Linked DNA regions of Homo sapiens: region 2 is linked to region 1. Evidence: read pairs that join two places in POLR2A ChIA-PET (ENCODE). Cell type or tissue: PC-3. All regions are shown on one strand.

Region 1 (8,000 bases):
GCACCAAGCAGACCTAATAGACATCTACAGAACTCTCCATCCCAAATCAATAGAATATACATTTTTTTCAGCACCACACCACACCTATTCCAAAATTGACCACATAGTTGGAATTAAAGCACTCCTCAGCAAATGTAAAAGAACAGAAATTATAACAAACTGTCTCTCAGACCACAGTGCAATCAAACTAGAACTCAGGATTAAGAAACTCACTCAAAACCACGCAACTACATGGAAACTGAACAACCTGCTCCTGAATGACTACTGGGTACATAATGAAATGAAGGCAGAAATAAAGATGTTCTTTGAAACCAACGAGAACAAAGACACAACATACCAGAATATCTGGGACACGTTCAAAGCAGTGTGTAGAGGGAAATTTATAGCACTAAATGCCCACAAGAGACAGCAGGAAAGATCCAAAATTGACACCCTAACATCACAATTAAAAGAACTAGAAAAGCAAGAGCAAACACATTCAAAAGCTAGCAGAAGGCAAGAAATAACTAAAATCAGAGCAGAACTGAAGGAAATAGAGACACAAAAAACCGTTCAAAAAATTAATGAATCCAGGAGCTGGTTTCTTGAAAAGATCAACAAAATTGATAGACCGCTAGCAAGACTAATAAAGAAGAAAAGAGAAAAGAATCAAATAGACGCAATAAAAAATGATAAAGCAGATATCACACCAATCCCACAGAAATACAAACTACCGTCAGAGAATACTACAAACACCTCTATGCAAATAAACTAGAAAATCTAGAAGAAATGGATAAATTCCTCGACACATACACCCTCCCAAGACTAAACCAGGAAGAAGTTGAATCTCTGAATAGACCAATAACAGGCTCTGAAATTGAAGCAATAATCAATAGTTTACCAACCAAAAAGAGTCCAGGACCAGACGGATTCACAGCCGAATTCTACCAGAGGTACAAGGAGGAGCTGGTACCATTCCTTCTGAAACTATTCCAATCAATAGAAAAAGAGGGAATCCTCCCTAACTCATTCTATGAGGCCAGCATCATCCTCATAGCAAAGCCTGGCAGAGACACAACAAAAAAACAGAATTTTAGACCAATATCCTTGATGAACCTTGATGCAAAAATCCTCAATAAAATACTGGCAAACCAAATCCAGCAGCACATCAAAAAGCTTATTCACCATGATCAAGTGGGCTTCATCCCTGGGATGCAAGGCTGGTTCAACATACGCAAATCAATAAATGTAATCCAGCATATAACAGAACCAAAGACAAAAACCACATGATTATCTCAATAGATGCAGAAAAGGCCTTTGACAAAATTCAACAACTCTTCATGCTAAAAACTCTCAATAAATTAGGTATTGATGGGACATATCTCAAAATAATAAGAGCTATTTATGACAAACCCACAGCCAATATCATACTGAATGGGCAAAAACTGGAAGCATTCCCTTTGAAAACTGGCACAAGACAAGGATGCCCTCTCTCACCACTCCTATTCAACATAGTGTTGGAAGTTCTGGCCAGGGCAATCAGGCAGGAGAAGGAAATAAAGGGTATTCAATTAGGAAAAGAGGGAGTCAAATTGTCCCTGTTTGCAGATGACATGATTGTATATCTAGAAAACCCCATCGTCTCAGGCCAAAATCTCCTCAAGCTGATAAGCAACTTCAGCAAATTCTCAGGATACAAAATCAATGTACAAAAATCACAAGCATTCTTATACACCAATAACAGACAAACAGAGAGCCAAATCATGAGTGAACTCCCATTCACAATTGCTTCAAAGAGAATAAAATACCTAGGAATCCAACTTACAAGGGATGTGAAGGACCTCTTCAAGGAGAACTACAAACCACTGCTCAAGGAAATAAAAGAGGATACAAACAAATGGAAAAACATCCCATGCTCATGGGTTGGAAGAATCAATATCGTGAAAATGGTCATACTGTCCAAGGTAATTTATAGATTCAATGACACTCCCATCAAGCTACCAATGACTTTCTTCACAGAATTGGAAAAAACTACTTTAAAGTTCATATGGAACCAAAAAAGAGCCCACATCACCAGGTCAATCCTAAGCCAAAAGAAAAAAGCCAGAGGTATCATGCTACCTGACTTCAAACTATACTACAAGGCTACAGTAACCAAAACAGCATGGTACTGGTACCAAAACAGAGATATAGATCAATGGAACAGAACAGAGCCCACAGAAATAATGCCGCATATCTACAACTACCTGATCTTTGACAAACCTGAGAAAAACAAGCAACGGGGAAAGGATTCCCTATTTAATAAATGGTGCTGGGAAAACTGGCTAGCCATATGTAGAAAGCTGAAACTGGATCCCTTCCTTATACCTTATACAAAAATTAATTCAAGATGGATTAAAGACTGAAATGTTAGACCTAAAACCATAAAAACCCTAGAAGAAAACCTAGGCAATACCATTCAGGACACAGGCATGGGCAAGGACTTCATGTCTAAAACACCAAAAGCAATGGCAACAAAAGCCAAAATTGACAAATGGGATCTAATTCAACTAAAGAGCTTCTGCACAGCAAAAGAAACTACCATCAGAGTGAACAGGCAACCTACAGAATGGGAGAAAATTTTCACAACTTACTAATCTGACAAAGGGCTAATATCCAGAAGCTACAATGAACTCAAACAAATTTACAAGAAAAAAACAAACAACCCTGTCAAAAAGTGGGCAAAGGATATGAACAGACACTTCTCAAAAGAAGACATTTATGCAGCCAAAAAACACATGAAAAAATGCTCGTCATTACTGGCCATCAGAGAAATGCAAATCAAAACCACAGTGAGATACCATCTCACACCAGTTAGAATGGCAATCATTAAAAAGTCAGGAAACAACAGGTGCTGGAGAGGATGTGGAGAAATAGGAACACTTTTACACTGTTGGTGGGACTGTAATATAGTTCAACCATTGTGGAAGTCAGTGTGGCGATTCCTCAGGGATCTAGAACTAGAAATACCATTTGACCCAGCCATCCCATTACTGCATATATACTCAAAGGACTATAAATCATGCTGCTATAAAGACACATGCACACTTATGTTTATTGAGGCACTATTCACAATAGCAAAGACTTGGAACCAACCCAAATGTCCAACAACGATAGACTGGATTAAGAAAATGTGGCACATATACACCATGGAATACTATGCAGCCATAAAAAATGATGAGTTCATGTCCTTTGTAGGGACATGCATGAAATTTAAAATCATCATTCTCAGCAAACTATTGCAAGGACAAAAAACCAAACACCGCATGTTCTCACTCATAGGTGGGAATTGAACAATGAGGACACATGGACACAGGAAGGGGAACATCACACTCCAGGGAAAGTTGTGGGGTGGGGGGAGGGGGGAGGGATGGCATTAGGAGATATACCTAATGCTAAATGACGAGTTAATGGGTGTAGCACACCAACATGGCACATGTATACATATGTAACAAACCTGCACATTGTGCACATGTACCCTAAAACTTAAAGTATCATAATAATAATAATAATTAAAAATGAAAGGCAGAGATTGTCAGATTGGATTAAAACAGAAAAATGCAAGTATATGCTGCCTAAAAGAAACACGCTTTAAATATAGAGACACAAATAGCTTAACAGTAAAAAGATGGGAAAAGATACACCATGTTAACATAGTCAAAAGATAGCTGGAGAGGCTATATTAATATCAAAGTAGATTTCAGAGCACAGATTATTACCTGAGATAAAGAGGGTCATTTCATATTAGTTAAGTGGTTAGTTTAAGAGAATACAATCCTAAATAATTACACACTAATAATAGAGTTCCAAAATACTTGAAAAAAAATCAAGGATAGAGAAATCCACAATTACAGCTAAAGATTCGAACAACACTACAAACCAATTTTATCTAATTGACATTTGTATAATACTGCACCTATCATCAACAGAATAGACGTTTTTTTCAAGTGCATACAGAACATTTACCAAGATATATTCTGGGCCATATAACAAGTCTCAATAGATTTTAAATTACTCAAATTGTATGATGTGTGTTCTCTGTTTACAACAGAATTAAATTTCTAAAATAAGCAACAGAAACATATCTGGAAAATCTTCAAATATCTGAAAGTTAAATAACACACTTCTAAATACCCCATGTTATAAACAAGAAATCAAAAAGAAAATTAGAAGGTATTTTGAACTGAATGAGAATGAAAGGACAGCATACAAAATTTGTTGGAGGCAGCTGAGGTAGTATTTAGCTTATGTAGCTTGAGGTATTATTTAGCTCAGTTTATGAAGAAATAATTTAAATTATTTTTACAGACATGACTGTCCTTGGAGAAAATTTTATAGAATAAACAAAAATGCCATGACAGTTGTTTTTCTTTTCTTTTTTTTTTTTTTTTTAAATCTTCAGGGGGGTAAATTTTAAGACCTCCAGTGGATGTCTGAAACCTCAGATGGTACCGAACTATATATACTACATGTACGCTACCTTTTTCCAGTGTAAACATACCTAAGATAAAATTTAATTTATAAATTAGTCACAGTAAGAGATTAACAACAGCTAATGTTAAAATAGAACAATTAAGTAAAATAAGGGTTACTTGAACTGTGATACTACTGAAATACCACAACAGTTGATCTTGTAAATGAGATGGTTACTAAGTGACTAATAAGTAAGGAGCGAATACATTTGGACAAAGGAATGATTCAACTTCTGAGCAGAATGGAGTGGGATGGCAAGAGATTTTATCACACTACTCAGAACAGCGCACACTTCAAAATTCATAAACTCTTTATTTCTGTAATTTTCCATTTTTGAACCACAGTTGACCTTAGGTAACTGAAACCATACAAAGTGAAGAATAAGGGGGGACTACGGTATAGCTACTATGTGAGTTTAGCAAGGTTGCAAGATACAAGACCAATGTACCAAAGTCAATTGCATTTCTATACACTAGTGATGAACACTATTAAAGTGAAATTCTTAAAAAATAATGCTGTTCCCCTTAGCATGAAGAGAATATTTAGAGATAACTATGACAAGTAAAAGATCTGTACTCTGAAAACTATAAAATAGTACTGATCAAAAAATAAAGATGTAAATAAATGGAGAGATATTCCCTGTTCATGAATAGGAAGATTGAATATTGTTAAGGTTTCAGTTCTTCCCAAATTGAACTATAAAATTAATGCAATGCCAAGCAAAGTCTTAGCGAGCTTGTTTTGTAGAAATCAACAAGCTAATTCTAAAATTCATATGAAAATACAAAGGACTTTGAATAGCCAAAACAACTTTGAAAAAGAATAGCAAAGTCAAAAACTTTAACTATTTGATTTCCAGATTTATTATAAGTCTATAGTAATCAAGGCAATGTGGTATTAGCATCAAAATAGATTTAAAAAATCAATGAAACAGAATAAAAAGTCCAGAAATAGACCCACACATGTAATCAATTGATTTTTGACAAAGTTGCAAAGGCAATCCAGTGGAGAAATGATAATCTATTCAGCAAGGAGTGCTGGCACAACTGACTAACCACATGCAAAAAAAGTCTTCAAATGAACTTTTAATTATTCCTTGCACCATATACAAAAATTACTTCAAAATGGATGATAAACTGTAAAACCTAAAAGTATATAACTTTTTAAAAACTGGAGAAAATTTTTGTGATTTGGGCTATACAAAGATTTCTAGGGTATAACAGCAAAAACACAGTGCATAAAATAAGAAATTGATTAGTTAGTTGATGGTCACTAACTATCCCTGCCAGTATTCATAGATTAATCGCTAGAAGTAGATGAATATTGACAAATTATCCTCCAGAAATGTGTCATCACTAACAGAGTATGAGTGTCTATTTCACTGTCATATTTTCTATATTGGATAATATAATTCAACAGATATTTGCCAATATAAAAGGCCCTTTATCAGGTACCTTATTGTTTCTTTAGTTTGTCTTTATTATTATAAAAGTAATAAAGTGATTTTGTAAAAATAATAAAAAGTGATTCTATGTGTATGTTTATTACCCACTGGTGTTTCTTCTTTTGTCAAATGTCATTTCATGCCAAAGATTAAAATGACAATGGCGAGCTCCAACACAACGGTTGACCTTCCAGAGGTAGGAGATGAAATAGCAGAGAGTTTCATGAACTAGACCTCCAGGCTTTCCCTGTCTATATTTACTCCATGCAGTAAGCTAAGGACACTTCATTAATTTCTGCAATAAAAACCTTTTAGGCTATTTTGGGCAAATACTCTGATTTTCTGCCCTGTCTCTGCTGACACTCCAAGGTGTCATCCAGGTATACAGCAGGTAGAAGGCCTTATTGATCTCAGGAAGAGGGAATGGTGGAAATTGGGTATTTACTCAGCCCCTTGAACTGCCCTCTGTCCACTTTGGTATGCACAATGATGTCCCTCCCTTGGCTGCTTGCTTCTCCCAGTGCCTGTAGCTGATGCACCATTGGCTTTGGGCTTGATTTGGGATGGTGGTCCTCTCTGTGACTTTGTCCCCATTATAGCTACAGGCCCCTGCATTGTGGTTTTGATTCCTATTTGGTTGCTGGCTGAGGCAGTCCACCCTGCAGTCTGGACTTGCTGTCACTTCATTGTACTGCCATAGCCCACCCTGGTCTACTTCTGAGTTATGCTTTCAACCAACTTCCATGTCCCAATTCCATATTCCATGTCTCACAGGAACCAAGACAGATCAGAGTTAGGAATCTTTTCTCTCACTAACTGTGCTTATAGACACCATTACTCTGATGCAGCTTGAGAAGCATTCACTGTTAGGGGTCGCAGATGTTACCTGGAACAAAGTCTGCTCTCACCATATCCCTGAAAATACCTAACATATTCTCATGTTGTGGAAAGTCAGTGGCAGGGAGAACTCATAACCCAGCTATTTAGCCACACATCTTCCCTACCTACATCCCCCTTCCTCTTCCCACAATCTCCGAGACCAGGAAAAAAGCACACTTTCAAACTTCTCAAGATTAAAGCTCTATGATCCATTCTGATATGTCAAAGGAGGAGCTCTATCACATAGAAATTTCTCTTTCTCTCAACAAAGCCCAGTTTTTAAAATCATTATCTAAAGATGCGAGAAAAGTCATCTGGTTTGAGACTCAATGCTGATTGGTGATTTTCTTATTTATTAATTAATACATTCAAGAAATATTTCTTGTGAAAATTACTTCTCAGGTGTGGAAATGCAATGGCATACAAGGAAAAAAAAGGTCTTGACCTCATAGAGTTTAAATTCTAGTACAGAAGACATACAATGTAATAATCAAATCCAGTTTGTAAGTTTTATGAAAATAAAGCAGGGTAAAGTGACAGAGAAAAATAGAATAAGAGAGGATATAGGTGTTATTTTCAAAAAGTAATCCAACAAATTTCTCTGTGAAATAAAATCTAACCTGCCACCTGTATGAGGTGAAGGAAGGATCCAAGAACAAGACTAGAGAGTTTCCAGGCACAGGGACCAAAGGCTTTGGGGTGGGAACCTGCTTGAAGAGTCCAAGGACTGGCAGGAGGTTAGAACAGAGCTAGAACAGAGAGTGAGAAAGTAGAGATGGTTACAGATAAAGTCCAAGAGACAGGTAGGGGCCAGATCATGTTGAACTTTGTAGGTTAGCTGTTTCAACGTGTCGTCTGGGGAACCAGAGGGATCCCTGATATCCTCAGGGGTTCCATAAGGTCCTCCTTTTCCCAAATACTTTTTTCTACCAGGTTGAATTTTCTTCATATAGTTCAATCAAAACAATGTATTGCAACAGATTGAATGCAGAAGAAAATATGAAAATCCAGCTGTCTTTTATTAAACCAAATATTCAAGAGATTTGCAAAAATGTAAAACAATGTCATTCTCCTCACTGTATTATTTTTGTTTTTGAAAATATATATTTTTTCACGCCAGGTGCAGTGGCTCACACCTGTAATCACGGCATTTTGGGAGGCCAAGACAGGCAGATCACTTGAGCCC
Region 2 (8,000 bases), 380 kb before region 1:
CTGTACCCAGTGCTTTATCCATGCTGGTACATAGTAAATGAATGTTGAACAAATGAATGAAACAAAGCCAGCTCCTTATCAGGTTTGGATAAAATATTGGCTGCTTGTTTTTGTAGGTCACCAGAAAATGAACCGAAAACAAAATAAATTTACTAGTTAAGATGCATTCTTAAATAATTCTTTTTCAAAATTATTCTAAAAAATATTTATCCCCCAAAGTTCTTAGAGCTGAATAAGACTACATGTCTTTAATTCTTTTTTTTTTTTTTTTGAGATGGAGTCTTGCTCTGTCGTCACCCAGGCCGGAGTGCAGTGGCTCAGTGGCTAGATCTCAGCTCACTGCAAGATCCACCTCCTGGGTTCACGCCATTCTCCTGCCTCAGCCTCCCGAGTAGCTGGGACTACAGGTGCCTGCAACCATGCCTGGCTAATTTTTTGTATTTTTAGTAGAGACGGGGTTTCACCGTGTTAGCCAGGATGGTCTCAATCTCCTGACCTCGTGATCCACCCACCTTGGCCTCCCAACGTGCTGGAATTACAGGCGTGAGCCACCACGCCTGGCCCTTTCATTCTTTTACTTGACTCTATCCCATATTTATACCCTCTCTAATATTTCAGTTGTGATCCTCAGAGGTAAGTATCCCATTTTCCCACTTTATAGACTAGGAAACTGAGGCGTATGCAAAAGTAACTTCAGAAAAAGGTACATAATTGCACAACAGAATTTCCCTTAAAGTATGATCTTCCAATACTAGTAATGTGCCCTTGAATCAATAATTTTTTAAAAAATACACAGTAAACATTGAATTTTCTTAAGAGTTCAATTCTTCCTAAATTCATCTATAGATTCAATATATTCCAAATCAAACTGTCAGCATGCTAGTTTTTAGAAATTCAGAAGCTAATTATAAAATATATATGAAAATGCAAATTACTGAATAAATTTAAAAAGAAGAACAAAGTTGGTGGTCTTATGTTACCCAATTTCAAGACTTTATATAGTGTTAAATAATCAAGACTGTATGGTAGTAGTGGAAGGGTAGATATATAGATGCATGGAACAGAAAAACCCAGAAATAGACTCTTATATTTATGATCAGTTGATTTTTTACAAAGATGGAAATTTGATGGGGAAAAGAAAGTTTTCAACAAGTGATGGTGGAGCAACTGGATGTTTGTAAGGAAACAATGAATCTTGATTCTTACCTCAGATACAAAATGAATGTTGTCATTCATTCAAGAGATAATGAGTGTGCCAGGTGAGAGGGGGTCTTGTTGGATAATCTCCAACAAGTCTGCCCACTGGGAGGAATGCACATGGGGGTGGAACCTTGGGAAGTTTGTGCCATTTGCAGTGGGGAAGAGCCCGGCCCCTCCTCTTCCTGTGTGGAACCTGGGACTCAAGCTGCGTGTGGCAAGTACTCTAGCAGGGACTCTGGCCTTGCGAGAGTCCCTGTTTGCCCCTTTTCTTCCTTTTCACCTAATAAAACCCTGTCCTACTCATCATTCAAATTGTCTGTGAGCCTGAATTTTCATGGCCATGGGACAAAGAAGCTCATCTTTAGCTGAACTAAGGAAAGGTCCTGCAAAAGGATTTCCTATGTACCAGCAAAAATGGATGGTAAATGTAAATTTAAGAACCAAAATGATAAAAATTCTAGAGGAAAACATAGGAGAAAATTTCTATGTTCTTGAAGAAGGCAAAGAGTTCTTAAATGCCCAAATAATGAACCATTAAAGAAACAATGATAAAATGGACTTTGTCAAAATTAAAATCTTTTGCTCTTCAAAAGACACCTTTAGAAAAATAAAAAGGCAAGCCATGGAATTGGAGAAAATTGTTGCAATGTTACGTGTTAGTTATCTATTGCTCTATAAAAAATTACCCACAAAACTTAGAAACTTGAAACAACAAACAATTATTATCTCACAGTTTCTGTGGGCCAAAATCTGGGAAATGGCAATTAAGCTGTTGGCTGGGATAAAGTCATCTAAAGACTGAATTTGGGGAAGATCCGCTTTCAGGCCCTCTTATGTGGCTACTGGTAGAAGATCCAGAAGATTACCTCAGTTTCTGGACACATGAGCCTCCCATAAGGCCTCTTGTCTGTCCTCAGGACATGGCAGCTCCCTTCTCCTTGAGTGAGTAGCTGAAGAGAGAGAAGTGAGTGAGTGCACTAAAGATGGCAGCTGCGGTCATTTTATCATCTACTCTCTGGAGCAACATCCCATAACTCTGTGATGTTCTATTTGTTAGAAGTGAGTCCTTAAATCCAGCCCATATAAAAGGGAAGCTGAATTAAGCTCTACCTCTTGAGTGGATGAGTATCCAAGAATTTGTACACATAACTATAAAACCACCAGAGTATATAGCTTACAAAAAAGTTTGTATACAGAATAGACAGAGAACACTACAACTCTATAATAAGAAATTCTATGAAAATGGTAAAATCGTGGAATAGACACTTTCAAATGAAGATATTCTTACGTTTAATAAACACAAGAAAAGATGCTCAACATCATTGGTCATCAGAGAAATGTAAATGAAAACCACTATATGTCTACCAGAATGGTTAAAATTAAAAAGACTGAAAACTTTGACTAAATGCTGGCAAGCATGTCGAGGCATTGGAATGCAGCATTGCTGGTGGGAATGTAAAAGAGTGTAACCACTTTGGAAGATGTCAATTTTTTAAAAGTTGAACATACGCTTTACATACACCCTAACCATCCCACTCTGAGGTATTTACCCAAGAAAAATGAAAACATATGACAGCATAAAAGTTTGTATACATATATTCACAGTAATTTTATTTGCTGTAGCTATAAGAACTGGAAATAACCCAAATGTCTTTCAACAGGTAATGGAGAGACAAAACGTGGTGCAGCCATATAAGGGGGTACTACCCAGCAATACAAAGGAATGAGCTACTAACACACAAAACATCATGAAGGAATCTCAAAATCATCATGCTAAGGGAAGGAATTCAGACACAAAGGAATCTATCTGAATATGAATTTAGTTATATAAAATTGTAGAACACACAAGCTAATCAATAGCAACCAATGCAGATCAGTTTTTGCCTTGGGGTGTGGGTAGAGGGAATAATAGAGTACAAGGGAACAGAGGGTATCTTTTGGGGATGGTAGAAATCTTCTGTTTTTTGACCATTGGAGTGGTTTCAAGAGTGTACACATCTCTCAAAACTTCTTAATTTGTGTACCTTAAATAAATGGAGTTTTCCGAATACAAATTATAATCCCAATAAAGTTGACTTTAAGCAGGGGAGTGGAGGAGAAACTAAAAGTCAATAATTTTTCATCTTTAAAACTGTTGAATGTCACTTTGTATGAGTACATTCACCATTTGTGTAACCTGTGAGTTGGTGAGGCATTTGAATGACCTGATTAGCAGTGTTTTTGTCTGTGAAATGTGTGTATTTGGCAGAGTTGTAATCAGGCAGGAGAGGGACAGAGGGTTTGTCATGATGCATTAGGACATCTCTGAGGTTCCTCCCGTTGTTGCATAATTCTGTCTTCTGTCCCTACGTGGACAAGAGCCCAGGCCTTGTAATTCAACAGACATGCATTCAATTCCAGCTCAGCTATTTCTAGCAGTGTGACCCTGGGCCAGTTACTAAGTTTCAGTTTCATCAGAGGTAAAATAAGGATAATATACTTACATAGAAATGAGCTGTCATGAGTGGAGCCAAGATGGCCAAATAAGAACAGCTCCGGTCTACAGCTCCCAGCGTGAGTGATGCAGAAGATGGGTGATTTCTGCATTTCCATCTGAGGTACCGGGTTCATCTCACTAGGGAGTGCCAGACAGTGGGCACAGGACAGTGGGTGCAGCGCACCATGCACGAGCCGAAGCAGGGTGAGGCATTGCCTCACTTGGGAAGCACAAGGGGTCAGGGAGTTCCCTTTCCTAGTCAAAGAAAGGGGTGACAGACGGCACCTGGAAAATCGGGTCACTCCCACCCCAATACTGCACTTTTCCAATGGGCTTAAACGGTGCACCAGGAGATTATATCCCGCACCTGGCTCAGAGGGTCCTACACCCATGGAGCCTCGCTGATTGCTAGCACAGCAGTCTGAGATCAAACTGAAAGGTGGCAGCGAGGCTGGGGGAGGGGCGCCCGCCATTGCCCGGGCTTGCTTAGGTAAACAAAGCAGGCGGGAAGCTCGAACTGGGGGGAGCCCACCACAGCTCAAGGAGACCTGCCTGCCTCTGTAGGCTCCACCTCTGGGGGCAGGGCACAGACAAACAAAAAGACAGCAGTAATCTCTGCAGACTTAAATGTCCCTTCCTGACAGCTTTGAAGAGAGCAGTGGTTCTCCCAGCACGCAGCTGGAGATCTGAGAATGGGCAGACTGCCTCCTCAAGTGGGTCCCTGACCCCTGACCCCCGAGCACCCTAACTGGGAGGCACCCCCCAGTAGGGGCAGACTGACACCTCACAAGGCCGTGTACTCCTCTGAGACAAAACTTCCAGAGGAATGATCAGACAGCAGCATTCGCGGTTCACGAAAATCCGCTGTTCTGCAGCCACTGCTGCTGGTAGCCAGGCAAACAGGGTCTGGAATGGACCTCTACCAAACTCCAACAGACTTGCAGCTGAGGGTCCTGTCTGTTAGAAGGAAAACTAACAAACAGAAAGGACATCCACACCAAAAACCCATCTGTACATCACCATCATCAAAGACCAAAAGTAGATAAAACCACAAAGATGGGGAAAAAACAGAGCAGAAAAACTGGAAACTCTAAAAAGCAGAGTGCCTCTCCTCCTCCAAAGGAACCCAGCTCCTCACCAGCAATGGAACAAAGCTGGACGGAGAATGACTTTGACGAATTGAGAGAAGAAGGCTTCAGATGATCAAACTACTCCGAGCTTCAGGAGGAAATTCAAACCAAAGGCAAAGAAGTTGAAAACTTTGAAAAAAATTTAGATGAATGTATAACTAGAATAACCAATACAGAGAAGTGCTTAAAGGAGCTGATGGAGCTGAAAGCCAAGGCTCGAGAACTACATGAAGAATGCAGAAGCCTCAGGAGCCAATGCAATCAACTGGAAGAAAGAGTATCAGTGACGGAAGATGAAATGAATGAAATGAAGCGAGAAGGGAAGTTTAGAGAAAAAAGAATAAAAAGAAACAAACAAAGCCTCCAAGAAAAATGGGACTATGTGAAAAGACCAAATCTACGTCTGATTGGTGTACCTGAAAGTGACGGAGAGAATGGAACCAAGTTGGAAAACACTTTGCAGGATATTATCCAGGAGAACTTCCGCAATCTAGCAAGGCAGGCCAACGTTCAGATTCAGGAAATACAGAGAACACCACAAAGATACTCCTCAAGAAGAGCAACTCCAAGACACATAATTATCAGATTCACCAAAGTTGAAATGAAGGAAAAAATGTTAAGGGCAGCCAGAGAGAAAGGTCGGGTTACCCTCAAAGGGAAGCCCATCAGACTAACAGCGGATCTCTTGGCAGAAACTCTACAAGCCAGAAGAGAGTGAGGGCCAATATTCAACATTCTTAAAGAAAAGAATTTTCAACCCAGAATTTCATATCCAGCCAAACTAAGCTTCATAAGTGAAGGAGAAATAAAATACTTTACAGACAAGCAAATGCTGAGAGATTTTGTCACCACCAGGCCTGCCCTAAAAGAGCTCCTGAAGGAAGCACTAAACATGGAAAGGAACAACCGGTACCAGCCACCGCAAAATCATGCCAAATTGTAAAGACCATCGAGGCTAGGAAGAAACTGCATCAACTAACGAGCAAAATAACCAGCTAACATCTTAATGACAGGATCAAATTCACACATAACAATATTAACTTTAAATGTAAATGGACTAAATGCTCCAATTAAAAGACACAGACTGGCAGATTGGATAAAGAGTCAAGACCCATCAATGTGCTGTATTCAGGAAACCCATCTCACGTGCAGAGACACACATAGGCTCAAAATAAAGGGATGGTGGAAGATCTACCAAGCAAATGGAAAACAAAAAAAGGCAGGGGTTGCAATCCTAGTCTCTGATAAAACAGACTTTAAACCAACAAAGATCAAAAGAGACAGAAGGCCATTACATAATGGTAAAGGGATCAATTCAACAAGGAGAGCTAACTATCCTAAATATATATGCACCCAATACAGGAGCACCCAGATTCATAAAGCAAGTCCTGAGTGACCTACAAAGAGACTTAGACTCCCACACAATAATAATGGGAGACTTTAACACCCCACTGTCAACATTAGACAGATCAGTGAGACAGAAAATTAACAAGGATACCCAGGAATTGAACTCAGCTCTGCACCAAGCGGACCTAATAGACATCTACAGAACTCTCCACCCCAAATCAACAGAATATACATTTTTTCAGCACCACACCACACCTATTCCAAAATTGACCACATAGTTGGAAGTAAAGCACTCCTCAGCAAATGTAAAAGAACAGAAATTATAACAAACTGTCTCTGAGACCACAGTGCAATCAAACTAGAACTCAGGATTAAGAAACTCATTCAAAACTGCTCAACTACATGGAAACTGCACAACCTGCTCCTGAATGACTACTGGGTACATAACAAAATGAAGGCAGAAATAAAGATGTTCTTTGAAATCAACAAGAACAGAGACACAACATACCAGAATCTCTGGGACACATTCAAAGCAGTGTGTAGAGGGAAATTTATAGCACTAAAAGCCCACAGGAGAAAGCAGGAAAGATCCAAAATTGACACCCTAACATCACAATTAAAACAACTAGAAAAACAAGAGCAAACACATTCAAAAGCTAGCGGAAGGCAAGAAATAACTAAAATCAGAGCAGAACTGAAGGAAATAGAGACACAAAAAACCCTTCAAAAAATTAATGAATCCAGGAGCTGCTTTTTTGAAAGGATCAACAAAGTTGGTAGACCGCTAGCAAGACTAATAAAGAAGAAAAGAGAGAAGAATCAAATGGACGCTATAAAACATGATAAAGGGGATATCACCACTGATCCCACAGAAATACAAACTACCATCAGAAAATACTACAAACACCTCTACACAAATAAACTAGAAAATCTAGAAGAAATGGATAAATTCCTCAACACATACACCCTCCCAAGACTAAACCAGGAAGAAGTTGAATCTCTGAATAGACCAATAACAGGCTCTGAAATTGTGGCAATAATCAATAGCTTACCAACCAAAAAGAGTCTAGGACCAGATGGATTCACGGCCGAATTCTACCAGAGGTACAAGGAGGAACTGGTACCATTCCTTCTGAAACTATTCCAATCAATAGAAAAAGAGGGAGTTCTCCCTAACTCATTTTATGAGGCCAGAATCATCCTGATACCAAAGCCTGGCAGAGACACAACCAAAAGAGAGAATTTTAGACCAATATCCTTAATGAACATTGATGCAAAAATCCTCAATAAAATACTGGCAAACCGAATCCAGCAGCACATCAAACAGCTTATCCACCATGATCAAGTGGGCTTCATCCCTGGGATGCAAGGCTGGTTCAATATACACAAATCAATAAATGTAATCCAGCATATAAACAGAACCAAAGACAAAAACCACATGATTATCTCAATAGATGCAGAAAAGGCCTTTGACAAAATTCAACAACCCTTCATGCTAAAAACTCTCAATGAATTAGGTATTGATGGGACGTATCTCAAAATCAGAAGAGCTATTTATGACAAACCCACAGCCAATATCATACTGAATGGGCAAAAACTGGAAGCATTCCCTTTGAAAACTGGCACAAGACAGGGATGCCCTCTCTCACCACTCCTATTCAACATAGTGTTGGAAGTTCTGGCCAGGGCAATTAGGCAGGAGAAGGAAATAGACTGTATTCAATTAGGAAAAGAGGAAGTCAAATTGTCCCTGTTTGCAGGTGACATGATTGTATATCTAGAAAACCCCATTGTTTCAGCCCCAAATCTCCTTAAGCTGATAAGCAACTGCAGCAAAGTCTTAGGAT

What was found. Peaks named below come from ENCODE experiments on the same cell type or tissue, not always from the same donor. Only the 100,000 strongest peaks of a DNase experiment are listed, where the experiment ranks them.
Region 2: POLR2A ChIA-PET joins it to region 1 with 6 read pairs; 2 of 35 experiments call an interaction of 5 or more read pairs at or near these places.

The regions. Positions count from the first base shown.
Region 1 is chr12:46,994,436-47,002,435 of GRCh38, forward strand. No RefSeq gene overlaps it. Among named protein-coding and RNA genes, the nearest start is that of PCED1B, 81 kb to the right of the region's middle. In PC-3, no CTCF peak of the experiment used is centred here; a DNase peak (open chromatin) is centred at 4,716; H3K27ac peaks cover 1,513 bases.
Region 2 is chr12:46,613,793-46,621,792 of GRCh38, forward strand. All of the region lies in intron 3 of SLC38A4-AS1 (SLC38A4 antisense RNA 1), which reads left to right. Among named protein-coding and RNA genes, the nearest start is that of SLC38A4, 210 kb to the right of the region's middle. RefSeq lists an enhancer at 4,120-4,620. In PC-3, no CTCF peak of the experiment used is centred here; no DNase peak of the experiment used is centred here.